Linked DNA regions of Homo sapiens: regions 1, 3 and 4 are each linked to region 2. A link is a contact called in ENCODE Hi-C or POLR2A ChIA-PET data. All regions are on one chromosome and are shown on one strand. Each heading gives the region's core, a stretch centred on a gene start or an enhancer-like site at or near the end of the contact. The rest is flanking DNA. Distances are from core to core; before and after follow the strand shown. Region 1 overlaps LOC124904517 (a long non-coding RNA gene). Region 2 overlaps LOC105372932 (a long non-coding RNA gene). Region 3 overlaps LOC101929750 (a long non-coding RNA gene). Region 4 overlaps LOC124904517 (a long non-coding RNA gene).

Evidence for each region. A loop is a pair of places that touch in the nucleus more often than their neighbours do. ChIA-PET counts read pairs that join two places held with the same protein, here RNA polymerase II (POLR2A). Pooled maps may share reads with other maps.
Region 1: a map of endothelial cell of umbilical vein shows a loop between it and region 2 (3-fold over the local background). The contact joins two enhancer-like sites. A Hi-C loop is called at or near these places in 1 of 168 maps with a recorded cell type or tissue (endothelial cell of umbilical vein) and 8 of 50 pooled maps. POLR2A ChIA-PET finds 5 or more read pairs at or near these places in 1 of 52 experiments (OCI-LY7).
Region 3: a pooled map shows a loop between it and region 2 (10-fold over the local background). The contact joins two enhancer-like sites. A Hi-C loop is called at or near these places in 4 of 37 single-sample maps with no recorded cell type and 9 of 50 pooled maps.
Region 4: a loop to region 2 is called in a map of PC-9, with 14 times the contacts of the local background. The contact joins two enhancer-like sites. A Hi-C loop is called at or near these places in 1 of 168 maps with a recorded cell type or tissue (PC-9), 1 of 37 single-sample maps with no recorded cell type and 9 of 50 pooled maps. POLR2A ChIA-PET finds 5 or more read pairs at or near these places in 1 of 52 experiments (RWPE1).

The regions. Positions count from the first base shown.
Region 1 is chr1:221,866,864-221,870,566 of GRCh38, reverse strand. The region is part of intron 2 of LOC124904517 (a long non-coding RNA gene); the gene reads right to left. Among named protein-coding and RNA genes, the nearest start is that of LINC01655, 28 kb to the right of the region's middle. Within about 2 kb of position 1,471, at least 3 of the 41 ENCODE cell types and tissues checked have a DNase peak (open chromatin) inside an H3K27ac peak, as active enhancers do; they include endothelial cell of umbilical vein, where a contact is called at or near this core.
Region 2 is chr1:221,438,122-221,441,396 of GRCh38, reverse strand. All of the region lies in intron 3 of LOC105372932 (a long non-coding RNA gene), which reads right to left. Among named protein-coding and RNA genes, the nearest start is that of LINC02817, 100 kb to the right of the region's middle. RefSeq lists an enhancer at 494-1,693. Within about 2 kb of position 1,281, at least 8 of the 41 ENCODE cell types and tissues checked have a DNase peak (open chromatin) inside an H3K27ac peak, as active enhancers do; they include PC-9 and endothelial cell of umbilical vein, where a contact is called at or near this core.
Region 3 is chr1:221,066,988-221,070,537 of GRCh38, reverse strand. LOC101929750 (a long non-coding RNA gene) reads right to left here. Exons shown (of 7, transcript XR_001738479.2): 3 at 3,436-3,550. Among named protein-coding and RNA genes, the nearest start is that of HLX-AS1, 190 kb to the right of the region's middle. RefSeq lists a silencer at 1,345-1,394. Within about 2 kb of position 1,262, at least 4 of the 41 ENCODE cell types and tissues checked have a DNase peak (open chromatin) inside an H3K27ac peak, as active enhancers do.
Region 4 is chr1:221,885,267-221,888,594 of GRCh38, reverse strand. The region is part of intron 2 of LOC124904517 (a long non-coding RNA gene); the gene reads right to left. Among named protein-coding and RNA genes, the nearest start is that of LINC01655, 46 kb to the right of the region's middle. Within about 2 kb of position 1,339, at least 7 of the 41 ENCODE cell types and tissues checked have a DNase peak (open chromatin) inside an H3K27ac peak, as active enhancers do; they include PC-9, where a contact is called at or near this core.

The DNA.
Region 1 (3,703 bases), core at 222-2,721, 430 kb before region 2:
GATCTCCTGACCTCGTGATCCACCCACCTCGGCCTCCGTAAGTGCTGGGAATACAGGCGTGAGCCACTGCACCTGGCCGTTTCTCTTCTTTTAAGGACCAGTGTGATTAGATCGTGCCGACCCAGGTAATCAAGTATAATCTCCTCATCTCCAGGTCTTTAACTCAATCACAATTCTAAAGTCCCTTTTCCTATGTAAGGAAATGTATTCACTGGTTCCAGAGATAAGGATATGGACATCTTTGGGAGGCTGTTATTCTGCCTACCACAGAAGACTTTTCCTGGGCTTTATTTAATTCTTAAGATTGAAAAAAAAATGCAGGACAAAATAATGTCACTTTTTCCAGATCTCAGGTACCTTATATTAAGAAGTGAAATATTTTTATATTTTATATAGTTGTTTAGATACATTTTAATGAAAGCTGGGAACCAGTGAGGACATTGTAACATTGTGCTCAAATGTCTCCCAAGTCTACAGGCCAGATGTGACATATGGCTTAAGTGCCAGACCCATATTTCCAAATGTCTTCATCTGACTATGAGCTTACGAATCCAAACTATGTTTAAAGAGCTGCAAATAAATCTCAAACACAGCAGGTCCAAAACCGAATGCATCATTCCCCGGTCCTATTCTCTTTCCCCATTTCCAAATCCCAGTTAGCAGTGTCATCATTCCCTCAGTCCTCTAAACATTATGATTAACCTGAGCTCCTCTTCATCTCACACAGCTCATGGACCAATAAACCCTACCATTTCTACTTTAGGTCTGTATCTGGAATTTGGTGTTTCTCCCATTCCCAGTTATTATTAAAGATCTTCATTTTATACCTGAATTTTTTCAGTAGGATCCTAACTTATTTCTCTTCTCCAGTTTATTCTTTTTAGCCATGCCTTCCCTGTGCTACCAGCATTAACTTTCCAGAAAGATAAATCTTATCATATCTCCTGTTTTCTGAAGAACCTTCTGCAAGTCCTCGTAACTTACACAAAAGTATATACAGAAAACAATTAAAAAGCATACTCCAAAGAAAATAGGGGAGGGGGAGAAAATGCCGCTCTTCTTTTCAACCCATGTATCTGTCACAAGTGCAGTGTGACTATAATCCCTGCAGATCTTTATGTCCTTGCCCAGAAAAAGACAAACTGTCTCATAATGGTAAGTCTGAAACTCGGACAAATGTGTCATTTTCTACTAGCTCTTCTACAGGCACAGAGCCACACAGAATTGCAGACCCATAAACACCCCAGATTTTTGGATTACAAAAACAGCAAATATATGTAAATCAGCAGTACCAAATTTCTACAGAGGGAATAACTCTCCCCTAGCCCTTAATTATGAGCCCACACAAGAAAAAGGAGGGCATCCCAGGGCTTGTTTATCCTGGCTCCCACATGCAAAGGAAGTATGCAAAGCCAATAATGACTAATGTCCTCAAATATTACTTATTACTCATATAGCATAATCACAATAAATACTCAGAGGCCCACACACTATTTGTTTGTTTTGCTGTTTGAACCACAATTTAATGTCTACTCAGTGTGGCATCTCCATAAAAGAACTATTAGCTTACTGAGCTAAACTATATTTAAAGAGCAGTCAATTCTATGGATTCTTTGCTCTTAATTTGCAGCTAAGTTCCAATTAAACCTGTGTTGTATTTAATCAAGTTAAATTGCAGAGACTGTTGAGTTAGAAATAAATTTAAAATGACTGTCTGGAAGCAGTTAGACGGTGACTTCACCGATACTGATTAGAGAAGGATGTAGAGATACTTGTAATTATAGGGCATAAATCAATACTCTTTCCATGAGAAGGTACCACTATGTATGTCTAGACAACATGTATTTATTGAAGGCTCACTGCCTGGGCATTGTGGAAATCTCTAAAAATATATACGACACAGTTGATGCCAATAAGAATTGAGACTGAAGAGAGTACCCTTGCTGAGGGATATACCAATGATGCCAGAGACAGCTTAGGTAATTCCCATTGCCATAATGATCAGTTGCCTAAGAGTAAACCAGGTTGCTTGATAATTGATCTTATTTCCATCATGTAAGAGATAACAACACTTGCCCCTTTTCACCTTTATAAGTCAGTTATACAATGGCTAACACCCATAGAATGCCAAATGTGTTCCAGCACTGTTTGAAAGACTATATACATATAAATGTATTTAGTCTTCACAACATCCCTCGAAAGTAGCTATTGTTATTCTCATTTTGCAGATGAAGAAACCAAGGTACAGATAGTTTAAGTTATATGTTTAAGGTCACACAGCACTTCCATTGGTGGAGATAGCTTTATGAACTGCCCATATCTTGTTATACAATGCTGATTATTAGAGAATTCTTCCTATGTTGAGTTCAAGTTTCCCTTTAACTTCTACCCAGCTGGTCATGGTTCTGTCCTCTAGATACAAACAAAATAGATGTAACTGTTTCTCTCTATGTCAGCCCTTCTATATTTGAAGACGGTGGTTGTATCTCCTCTCTAGTCTTCTTTATTCTAGACTAAGAAACCCCAATTCTTGAAACCATTTCAAATCTATCTAGTTTGGAGAGATCATCACTCTGCTATTATCTGAGTGATGGACACTTGGCTCTCGTTGTGCAAACAACCAGAAAGTAGCCCTAGTTAGCATTAAACAGACCATTCCCCAGCTATAAAATGGAGGGCAAAAGGGTCATTTTTATAGATAACATTTCTTTCCCTACTTACCCCATAGTTGAATTACCAAGACCCATAAACACATTATCATATTTAATAAAAATAGTGTATATTATGGCTTATTACCTACCAGTCACTACTCTATGATTTATGTTTGAATTTACCTAATTATCACAACAAATATACGAATTAGATACTATTTTTATTTCTGTTCTGATGAAGAAACAGGGCATGGAGAAGTTATGATTTGATCCGATATTCTACCCCATATGACCACAATGAATAGCTATTCATAAGGGATAATACCAGAGAATTACCATAGTGACTTGAATAAGGACATATTTAAGGAACTAATAGAGTATGGTCTTTAATAGGCTCTTAAACTTTGCCTTCTGTGTCAAAGCGACATCTTGCTTTATGAATATCTCACAATTCTTGGATTTTAAGTTGTGCATAGCAAGAATGAAGCACCTCCTCAGACTCAGATGAGACCAACCACTCATGAGCCACTAGTCAATTTCCACCATCCTGGCTGATCAGAATCTGCCCCAGTGATGGGCCATGGTTCAGCTAGAGAATGAGCCCTAGGTCAGTGGGGAACAAGCTGTCAGCCAGGAACAGTATTGTAATGTGGGTATGAAATGTTTGCCTTTGCCTCTAGGCTTCCTCAAGTCTGTTTCACGATAGCAACAGTGGCATTTTGTTGCTGCAAGACATTCAATATCCTGGAAACAGTATGTATATATGTGTGTGCATGTGTGTATAAAAGTCTGGCCTTTGTAGTTACAGTGTCTATTTCACCCACAATGATAGGCTTTTAAGGTGAAAACATTCCTGTAGGTTGGCACAATTCTGACCTCATAACATGATAGTACAGGGAGAAAGAGGGAGACTAGAATTCTAAAGACAAGTCCTTGGAATAAAAAGTGAGCAAGGAGAGTTTTGGAGGTGATTAAGAAAATGAAGTTAAGGGTAGGAGGAGTATGGAGAGAGAGAAGAGAAGGAGACAAAATTGGACAATCCTAGAACCATA
Region 2 (3,275 bases), core at 32-2,531:
CTAATTGGACTTTTACTTTCCTGCCTTTGAGCTTTTCCTTTTACTGCGCAGCCTACCTGGCCTGTCCTATTTTGGTTCCCTGCCTATTGAAGTCCTGTTTATTCTGCAAGGCTCTTCTATTTGTACCTAGCCCAATGCCTTTCACACAGTAGGTGCTCAATAACTAATATATAGTTAGATATATCTTTGCCATATCTGTGCTAAAACAACATAAAAAGGTAGGAGGCAGAAATGATGTCTTATTATCCCTTATGGCCTGCACACAGTAAACAGTTTAGGAAAAGTTTATTAAATAAATAAAGTCCCCATGCCCCCTGGAACAAAAGGTATGCAGGGCAGTGTATTTCATGGGCTGTCCAAGACCTCATGTCAGAAACGTATGTTTAGGCAGCAAGAACACACAAGAGGCAAGAGAGTAAGAAAGTACGCTGGAAAATTTTGCTAGCTGGGTCAATTCCAATTTGGCAAAAACAAGCCTTCTGCTTTTTCTCCAGGGTTCTTTCTCCCAGCATCACTTATTAATGCTAATTAGTCAAGGGTGTGCCATGATGCAGAACACTTGTGACCCATAAGGATTAGAGAGAGACTGTCATTTCTCAAATGACCCACGAGAGGCAGCCAGAGGCAGTGACGGGGAAGGAGAGGAGGGGAAGAGGAACTTCTCTGCAAAGAATCGCACTAAAGTAAGTGCAAGTAAAAATAAATCCACATATAAAACAACTGTACAAATGTTAGCAGTATTTTCACAGCTGGGTTTCTTTGCCTAAAATACTTAGCACTTACTTTAGAAAACTCACTTCTAAACATAAATGGTCTGACTGATCACAGAAGCTGAACCCTGATACAACTCTGACTTTGAACTTGACTTCTGCCCAGATGGGAATAAAAATAATGACTTCTTCTAAGTAAGAACCTTAATTGCCATGAATTCACACCAGACTGTGGTGGGTGACCTTTACCTCACATATGAGGAAATTAAGGTAGGGCTTGGTTTAGGAAGCTAGATTCATAACAGTCAGCATATTTATATCCAGATTAGGCAGGACTCTGGATTTAAAACACTTTCCCTTGGAAAACACCGACTCTGTCTGTTTCCATGGCACTAAAAACACCCCACTTGAATAACTGCCCAGTTACTTATCATAGCAGGATTAGTGGTCTTCTCAAGGCATCTGCATTCACATTCCTGGTATTTATTTCCTGTAGATATTGGTTTCAAAGACTGATGCCACAGGACATGAATAATCACGGTGACTCACTTTTAGGGACTTTCCCCTGGGGAGTGCCACCTACAGAGCCTCAGAATGAAGTGGGCACATATTAATTAAAATATGTTTCATCTCCAAATGACTATGACAGAAGCTATACTGATGAATATGACAACTAAATACAAAATAATACCGCAATGACTAGCAATGATTCAAATATTGTGCTCATGATGTTATCTTTCATCCATTTATTTAATAAATGGATTTATATAATGAGTGACGGGACTTCTATGTGTCAGAGTGCTGGTTAGGACAGGCCATGTTTCAATAAATTTACAACCCAGCAGGCACTGTTCCTATCAACTAATGAGATTTTTAAATTTAATATTTTTTGGTCAAAGCAAGGGAGTCTTCAAAATTACCAAAAAATATATTTGGTAAGGAAACAGTAAACAGAACCAATTATTCCTTCTTGGTTGAGTTAAGAAAACACGCTTTGTGCTTACACTTCCCATAGTGATCAGGGATTTCTCACCCCTTGAATTTCTGTAGCATAAATTGTTGACGTCTCTTCACTTCCCTGTCTCATTTCCTTGCCCAGGTGGTGAGCCCTGTGCATGAGCCTCTGCCTGACTCATCTTTGTATCTGCAATGCCTCACACATGCCTCATATCTCCCCGCCAGGCAAGCAGTGTTAGTGAAAACAGGATGTCATCAGTTCAGTAAAGAAGAGATTGACAACAAACTGTGAATAGAAAAGTCAAATAGGAATGCATTGGCCTTTAAAAAAATTATTTTCCAAATTATCCTATAGTAAAGTTGACTTTTTTCTTTGATGTACAGCTCTATGGATTTCCACATATGTATAGATTTGTGTAACCACCACAAAGAGGATACGAAACAGTGCCATAACCCCCCAAAGCTTCCCCATGCTGTCCCTTTATATTCACCCCTCCCTCCACCATAATCCCTGGCAATCACTAATCTCTTCTCCACCATTGTGCTTTTGTCTTTTGAAACTGGCATCTCTTACTCAGCACAGAGTTATCTAAGTTGTTCTTTTTTATGACTGAATAGTGTTCCATCATATGTGGTATCACAGTTTATTTACCCTTTCACTCATTGAGGGACATTCAAGTTATTTTCAGTTTGAAGCTACTGTGTAAAAAAAAAAAAAAAAAAAAAAAAAAAGCTACTCTGAAGTTTTGTTTATCAGTTTCATGTGAACATACATTTTCATTTTCCTGGGGTAAATACTCAGGATCGGCCTTGTGGAGTTATAGCGTAGATGTATGTTTCACTTTATAAGGAAACTGCCAAGCTATTATCCAGAGTTGCTGTAGCATTTTCCAATTCCAGCCATCATGTATGTGAATTCTACTTACTCAGCATCCTTGTCAACACTCTGTGTTGTCAGTATTTATTTTGGACATTCTTTTTTTTTGACGGAGTCTCTCTGTTGCCCAGGCTGGAGTGCAGTGGTGCGATCTTGGCTCACTGCAACCTCTGCCTCCCGCGTTCAAGCAATTCTCCTGCCTTAGCCTCCAGAGTAGCTGGGATTACAGGCGTGCGCCACCACGCCCAGCTATTTTTTTTTCTTTTTCTATTTTTAGTAGAGATAGGGTTTCACCTTCTTGGCCAGGCTGGTTTTGAACTCCTGACATCAGCTGATCCACCTGCCTCGGCCTCCCAAAGTGCTGGGATTACAGGTGTGAGCCACCACGCCTGCCCTTATTTTGGACATTCTGATAGGTGTGTGGTTGTAGCTCACTGTTGTTTAAATTCACATTACCTTAATGGCTTGTGGTATTAAACATCTTTTCTCGTACTTTATACAGCAGTCCCCTCTTATCCAAGGTTTTTCTTTTTGCAGTTTCAGTTACCAGCAGTCAACTGTGTCCTGAAAATATTAAATAGAAAATTCCAGAAACAAACAATTCGTAAGTTTTAAACTGCACACTGTTCTGAGCAGTGTGATGAAATCTTGCGCAGCCCTGCTCCGTGGGACATGAATCCCCTCTGTCCAGTGTATTCATGCTGTATAGGCTACTTGCCTGTTAGTCACTG
Region 3 (3,550 bases), core at 13-2,512, 370 kb after region 2:
CTTTAGATTCGTACTCAGAGAACTATCTGCTAGTGAAAAGGAAAAGAGTGCAATCTACCAGGCAAAATAGAAAGTTAAGGTATGGAAGGTGCTCACTTTCCAAACAGCTGCTACAGTGCTATTATTAATACTGCCATGGTTATTTTCACGTAGGATATCTAGCACAGAAGGAAAATCAATCTCCAGCCAGGTCTGGGAGGACTCAGAACAGAGCTTCAAGGAGAGCATAACAAATGCCCCAAACTCCTTCTGCTTACTTCACTTAAAGTCTTATTAGTATCATCATTTCCAACTGGGCAACAACCACATCTGCCTCCCTTCTGCTTTCTCAGCCATCGCCAGTGGCAAGTTGGTGGTTGGATATTTTAGGTGGGTTCTATATGGTGGTTTTCAAAATTTTGTAACCCAAAACTTAGCTCTCCCTTCTGCATGGAACTATTGTGATTTAAAATTAGTAGTCAAGGTAGTTCCTCAATTAAGGAGTATTTGGAACAGGGAAAGTCTGCCTGAATAATGTCTGATTCTATACTTTCACGTGAATGTACTCCAACATGTACATCCATAGGTAATTCTGTATTATGGGGGTTATTAAAAAATATAAAGTTTGAAGATATCTTCGAGTCATTTTACCTGCTAGAACAATACTTGTCTAGTATCAGTTAACTGGTCACAAAGGAGAGGTCTTGTCTTACTCTCAACAGTCTCTGATGGTGTCATTTGAACACTGACACATGCAGATATTTTCTCTCTTTCTTTCTCATATGTGGTCTTGTTGAAACTCCACAATAACTGCGTTTGGAATCTACAGTCATATAAATTTAGATCATCATGGGAGATAATTATACTGTGGAAATGATACGATATTTACATGTCGAAAAGGAGTCATAATTCTTCGAAATAGATGCCTGCTAGCTTTCTTAAGAACTCATTTCACAAATTCAAGTTGAAACAAATGAATACATGTTCCTCTTTTTGCTTCCTCTTTTGAGCAATTTTATGATTGAAAAAAAAAGACACATTACCACAATGGAAAATACCTCATTTTTCCATTAAAATGTGCTCTTTTTAAACAGCTATCCCCCCACCCACTTCCCTGTTTATTGGGTTAAAAGGAGCCATTTCTAGGAGACCAAGCCAAAGTCTCAGCAAGGAGGTGGAAAGCTAGGTGCTTGGAAGGCTAGTCTGTTACCTACCCTACACTACAATGACTGTGGCAGCATCAACAACAGCACCAAACCAGCCAGCTGGAAAGTGAGAACAAATCATTCTAGTGACTGACAGTTTGGTCCCCTCTGTGTCCCAGGAGAGGCCAGGCTGATTTTCACCCACAGCGGGAGGCACTGGTTCAATCAGGTCTTCTTGCAGCTAGTGGATCCAGAATCAGAATGTTCTTATACAAATACCACTTTGTGTCCTGAAAAAGAGAGATTCCACATGGACCCAAACTACAGGTGTTTGTACAAGAACATTCTGTGGAATCTCTCTTTTTGAGGATGCAAAGTGCTATTTGTATAAAATGGCTTCATTTCACCAGCAATTTTGATTTCATTTTTCAGCCTAATTTGGGTAAAAAAAATGAAACCAAAATTGCTAATGAAATAAAAACCAATGTTTCATGGGTTGAATTTTTAACTTTTTGTATTAGCCCAACAGCGTCCATCTCTTCTAGTTAAATATCGACTTCTCTCCAGGTAGATATTCTAAAGACAAATGGAAAATTCAAACAAGTATGCTGACCTATAAAATGATGTCGACAAATAGTTTAAAGGGTTGACCAAATACTTTGCTCCTTAACTTGATTCTCTCCTTTTTAGTTAGACAGTTACAGTGTCATCAGAGAGAAAATAAGGAAACTAAAGATTGTTCAGGATTTGGCTCCTCACACTAATTTTATTCTCATGAGTTAAGATTTCCTTGATTCAAAATAGGGCTCTTCCCCTTTTGTTCATCTTTCCACAAGGTTCACACTCTCCTAAGGCCTGGGATTTCTCCTTAGACAGCTTCATCCCTACAATTATCTCAGGATCTGTGCAGATTCTCCACACATGGTGTTATTCATAGCATGCAGATGGGGTATTCCTATTCCTAATAATTTAGGTTAGAAAAGTACATTATGGATAAAATACAGCAATCTCTTAATGATCTCTTCTACATGGATAGCAAGCAGAAGTGCTCATGAATTCTAGGTAATTTAAGTTTATACATATCAGAAAATATTACCAAAAGCTTCCAACCATTTCTCTCTTCTCTCTCTCTCTACATACATTCTCATTCTCTCTCTCTCTCCCTCCCTCAAAAAGTATCTCTGCAGCATTTCACACAAGAAATTAATTAAATCCCATTGATTCTTTCTGGGAAATATGCTACTGAGCAGGAACATCCACTTAAGATGAAAAATACTAAAGGTGAGGAAGAGAAGCAAAAGTTTAGGATAATCTTCATGCTGGATTATAACTTAAATCCTGAATAACCTGGATTTGGCTGAACTTCACTCTTTTTTATGTTGTTTTCTTTTTTCAAATAAACTTCAAGGCATGAGATCGTGGTACTAAAATAGAAATACAGTGGAATCATGTTATTGCAAAAATTTGGCAAAGCTACTGGTGAAATCATGTCCCCTGAAACATAACAATGACATACAGTAAAAGCACAATTCATTTCAATGTGCCCATAAAGAGAGTGTTAGCTGTTCCTCAGAGTCTACACTGTAAAAGGGTTTCAGCATATTTAGTGAACCAACATTCAACTCAGTAATTCTTATCTTGCCAATAGCATATGTGGTATGTTAAAATCCACCTCTCAGTAAATTGCCGTGTGGCATATAAAATGTATTAAAAGTACACGAAGCAAAGTTGTTCTAAGGGTCTGCATTTCATTTTGATGTCTGATCATCGGTGTATTATTTTCCTGTTCTATTATTGTTATTATTTAATTTGTCTATGGTGCTTGATCTTGATGGGGAGAGGAGAAAGAGAACTAGTGGGTGGGATTTTTTTTGACATGTATCAAAGGGGTGATAGACAAAAATAGAGCTGAGATTGTTAAGCCTCAACACACCATGCCTTCTGACACCAAGATTTGTCCATGCCACCAGATTGCTGGGATTTTGCCTCCTGCTCACAATCTAATTACCAGGCTCCAAACACAAATGTGCTAGCATCCCACACAGAACATTAAGTTGATGCTGCTGAGCCAGCCTGCACTGAGGCACAGGGTGACAGGAGTTTCCAGGTTTCTTTCACTGCTTGCTTCCAGTTACATGGTTCCATAGCCCCAACCTCTGCTGGCACAACCAGATTCCTTCCACTGAGCACCATATCATTTCACTCCAGTTAGGTGCAAAGGAATATATCTGAGAACGTGTGAGAAGCCCACAGATTTTCCAAGCCTGTGTTTAAAGCATTTGTGAAGACAAAAAGAAGTGAGATGGCTTACATGTTCCATTCAGTGACATGAATTATCTACGGTGATGGAGGGCCTGTTCCAGGAGGGAGAGGGGAGTGAAGTTGAGGCACTGGCCACTTCCTGCTCTTGATGTCGCTGGTCCTGA
Region 4 (3,328 bases), core at 90-2,589, 450 kb before region 2:
AGGGTGCTCTGGAGACCCAGAGAAGGGGCTCGTCAAGCTAGGTTCGAGGGAGTGGGTTCTCAGAAAAACAGATGTGAAGACAGAATGTGTGCAAGAACATTTTGTTAGGGGAAACACCTGTGAGATAAAATAGCCCAGGAGCGTGGAGAGGCTGAAAGGGCCATCAGACCACATCACAAACGCATGATGGATTTTAGAGCCCCGTCTGCGCTGAGTTAATTATGGTCCCTGATGTTGCTCCCCGATGTCGGAGATCTGAGAAGTGCAATTATAGCCGCCACAGAGGGTGATGCTCTAAGTAGAAATACCTGTGAAATCACTTTGTGTGTGATTAAGCCTCTACAAATAACCGTTGTTTTTATCGTAGACCTCTAGGAACAATTATAATAGTAACATCAGGGGAATGCCTCAGAGTTAGCTAGAAGGCCAGCAGATGGAAATTAACCAATTAAACTACAGATGTTGTTGGTGAAATGGTGTAAAATATGGTAACTTTAATTTTGCTATCAAAAACTCGATCTTGCTGAATTTAGTTCTTGGATTTGGTGACTGGTGAGGTTGTGGAAATGCCTTTTCTTCCAGGTATTTAAGATTGAGAACAATCAAGTAACAAGTGTTAAGTATCCACATGTGCTTCTCAGAGAGTGCCATGAGGAATTAGAACTATAAGGGAAGCGAGTGCTTTTGAGGAATGTATTATGCTCTTGGAGAGATGAGACCAGTGTTTATAAACAACAGAAACATCAACAAACAATACTAGGTAGGTACAGCTTTGTAATCTGAAGAGATTATCCTGTTCAGGACAAAGGAAATAGAATCTTATTCTTGATGAGGAATCAGCCAGAACCCACCCTAAGACTCTGCTATATCACATCTCTATTCAGGGTTAAGTAATTGACCCACTCCAGAAATGACGAAAACAAAATAAAGGTGAGAGTGAAGTCAGTGAGATGAAATGAATGGAAATCTGAAATGAAAATGTTATCATTAGGTGGCTGAGTAGGATCTTCCTTGGGGTTCTGGAAGCAAAGCTCCACCTGTCACTTGAGCTTCTCAAATAAACTTATGTTTCACGCTGAGTTCCTGAGCCACTGATCTGAGCATTACTCACTCTGTCCCTCATGTTTCCCAGGTGAGAGGTAGTTTCTATGCTCTCCCAACCATAGATGCGGCTAATCAACAGGCCCCATCTCCAGCCCCAGCCTCAGATTCCCTTTTTGGGCAGAGGGAGGCTTGGGCTGAGTCATCCCAGGGATAAACGCTGTAGTCACTCTAGGGAGGTGTCCCCGGCTGCCCCTGCTGGAGGGCAAACAAGTGAGTAACCCAGCCAGTGTCACATGGTCCTGGAATGGGGCTGGCTTGTGCCTCTGCCAGGTCCATGGCAATGAAGGAGTTTGCTCACAACACACACACACACCCTGACCCCTCTCTTGAGCGGGAGTGAAAGTCTGTGTGGGGGCGAGAGGTGTTGTAGATTTAACAACTGAACGTGCATAAGGAAAGCTTATGACCCAGTGGACAGGCAATGGATGCTGATCTAAGAGAATTCCTAGAGAAGAAAGTTCCTAGAGGAACGCTGCCTAGGAAACTCCCCCCAACCCACCCCTTCCCACATATTTCCTGGCCCTTGTCAACACACCTCCTGTGGCCGACAGGAGATGCCAGCAGCTTGCTCACCCAGGACAGAGAAGGAGAGACAGACAGAGCAATCCTTAAGATGCAGGATGATGCAAAGGCTAAAAGCCACAGTCAGAATCCAAGTCAGGAACTCAGGTGGCCAAAATTCTTCCCCTTGGGATGAGTCAGAGTGGCTAAAGTTTTGGGGAGCTGCACAGCAGATGTAGCCTCCTGTGTGCAATCTTACCCCAAGGGAATTTTATTTCAGGCCCCTTGTACTAACAATGGTGAGATATGGATATTTGTCGTAGGCTTTAGAATATTCCTTCAACTTGATCTTCCATGTCACTACTTTGAGTCTCAAATATGTATGTGAATCTCCTAAATTCTCATATTCTTTTTATTCCTCCCTCCTTCCCTCTCTTTCACACCCCCTTCTCCCCCTTTTTCTCTCCCCCTCTCTTTCCCTACCCCTTTTCCAAATTGACATCAGTCCCATTCGTTCAGGCACTCCATTTCTTTAGGGTCATCATTTTAGGTGGTCTGCTTGTTCTTTCTCCCTCTGTCTACTCCACCTTCAGTGCACTGCTATTCTTCTTGGTCTGTTTAGGAGCTTGGGTCCAGGATGTGGGGTTGTCTAAGCAACAGCCCATCAGCAGTTGGTAGAAGGTGTGGAGGTTGCCTGTCTCAGTGGTCTGTGTGTAGAAGCATGCAGGTTGCCAGCTCCAATAGTAAGCCATTCTGTTGCCTAATGTTAGCTATAAAGGCTAATGCTCTCCCAATCTTGGGGGTAGGGAGAACACTACCAGTAGCTTCTGAATCTGAGAATGGTGATCAATTCTAATAACTTGTGTATGTGTGAACTTTGACTTTCTGAACTCTCTCCTTTCTTTAGCCAATTTTTTTCAGCATTTTTTGTGTGCAAGACACTCCTATCTATTCTTGTAACAGCCTAGCAACATAGACCAATGCAGGGAATACTCTGCTCATTTTACAGTTGGGCAGACTGAGCTCTAGGCAGTTAATTACCTAGATTCTTGGTAATGGAATATAATTTACAGATTTGATCTTTTGGTCCATCACCACCAGAGACTCTTCTAGAACAGGTAAGATATACAAAAGTTTATATATAACAAGGTGCATATATATATACATATGCATATATATGAAGATATATGTATATATATGTATATAAACTAGCACAGGGAATTCTGGTTTAGGTGCTAGAAAACCTGGGTTTCAAATTCAACTCAGCCCTAACTAATTCTAGGGCCTAACAATCATCTCATTTATGTGAGCATCAGCTTCGCAAAAAATAAAGTGATCAACTTAGATAATTCCCAGAGTGTCTCTAAACTCCATCTTTTCAAAAGTTAAAATTCCTAGAACTAAGAAAGTGGTTTCAGAATGAAGGTTCTGGGCCTCTCCATCTGGCCTGACTGTGGTATGACTTGGAGCACTCTCCTGCATAGCTTCTGGCTGATAGTCCTGGTAAAGTAGCAGGACTATTTTTCCAGGTTGATCTCTCCAGGTAGATACAACAGAAACATCCTGAAGTGTCCTAAATTGAGCATGTCCATGGGTCCCCAAATTTCCCACAAAACCTCTTCCCTGGCCTACAGAAGATCTTCTAGAGTGAAGAGGTCTTTTGGCATTGTGCTTGATGTTTTTACTACCTGGGATGTTGAGTTACTAGTGTTCCATGACTTGA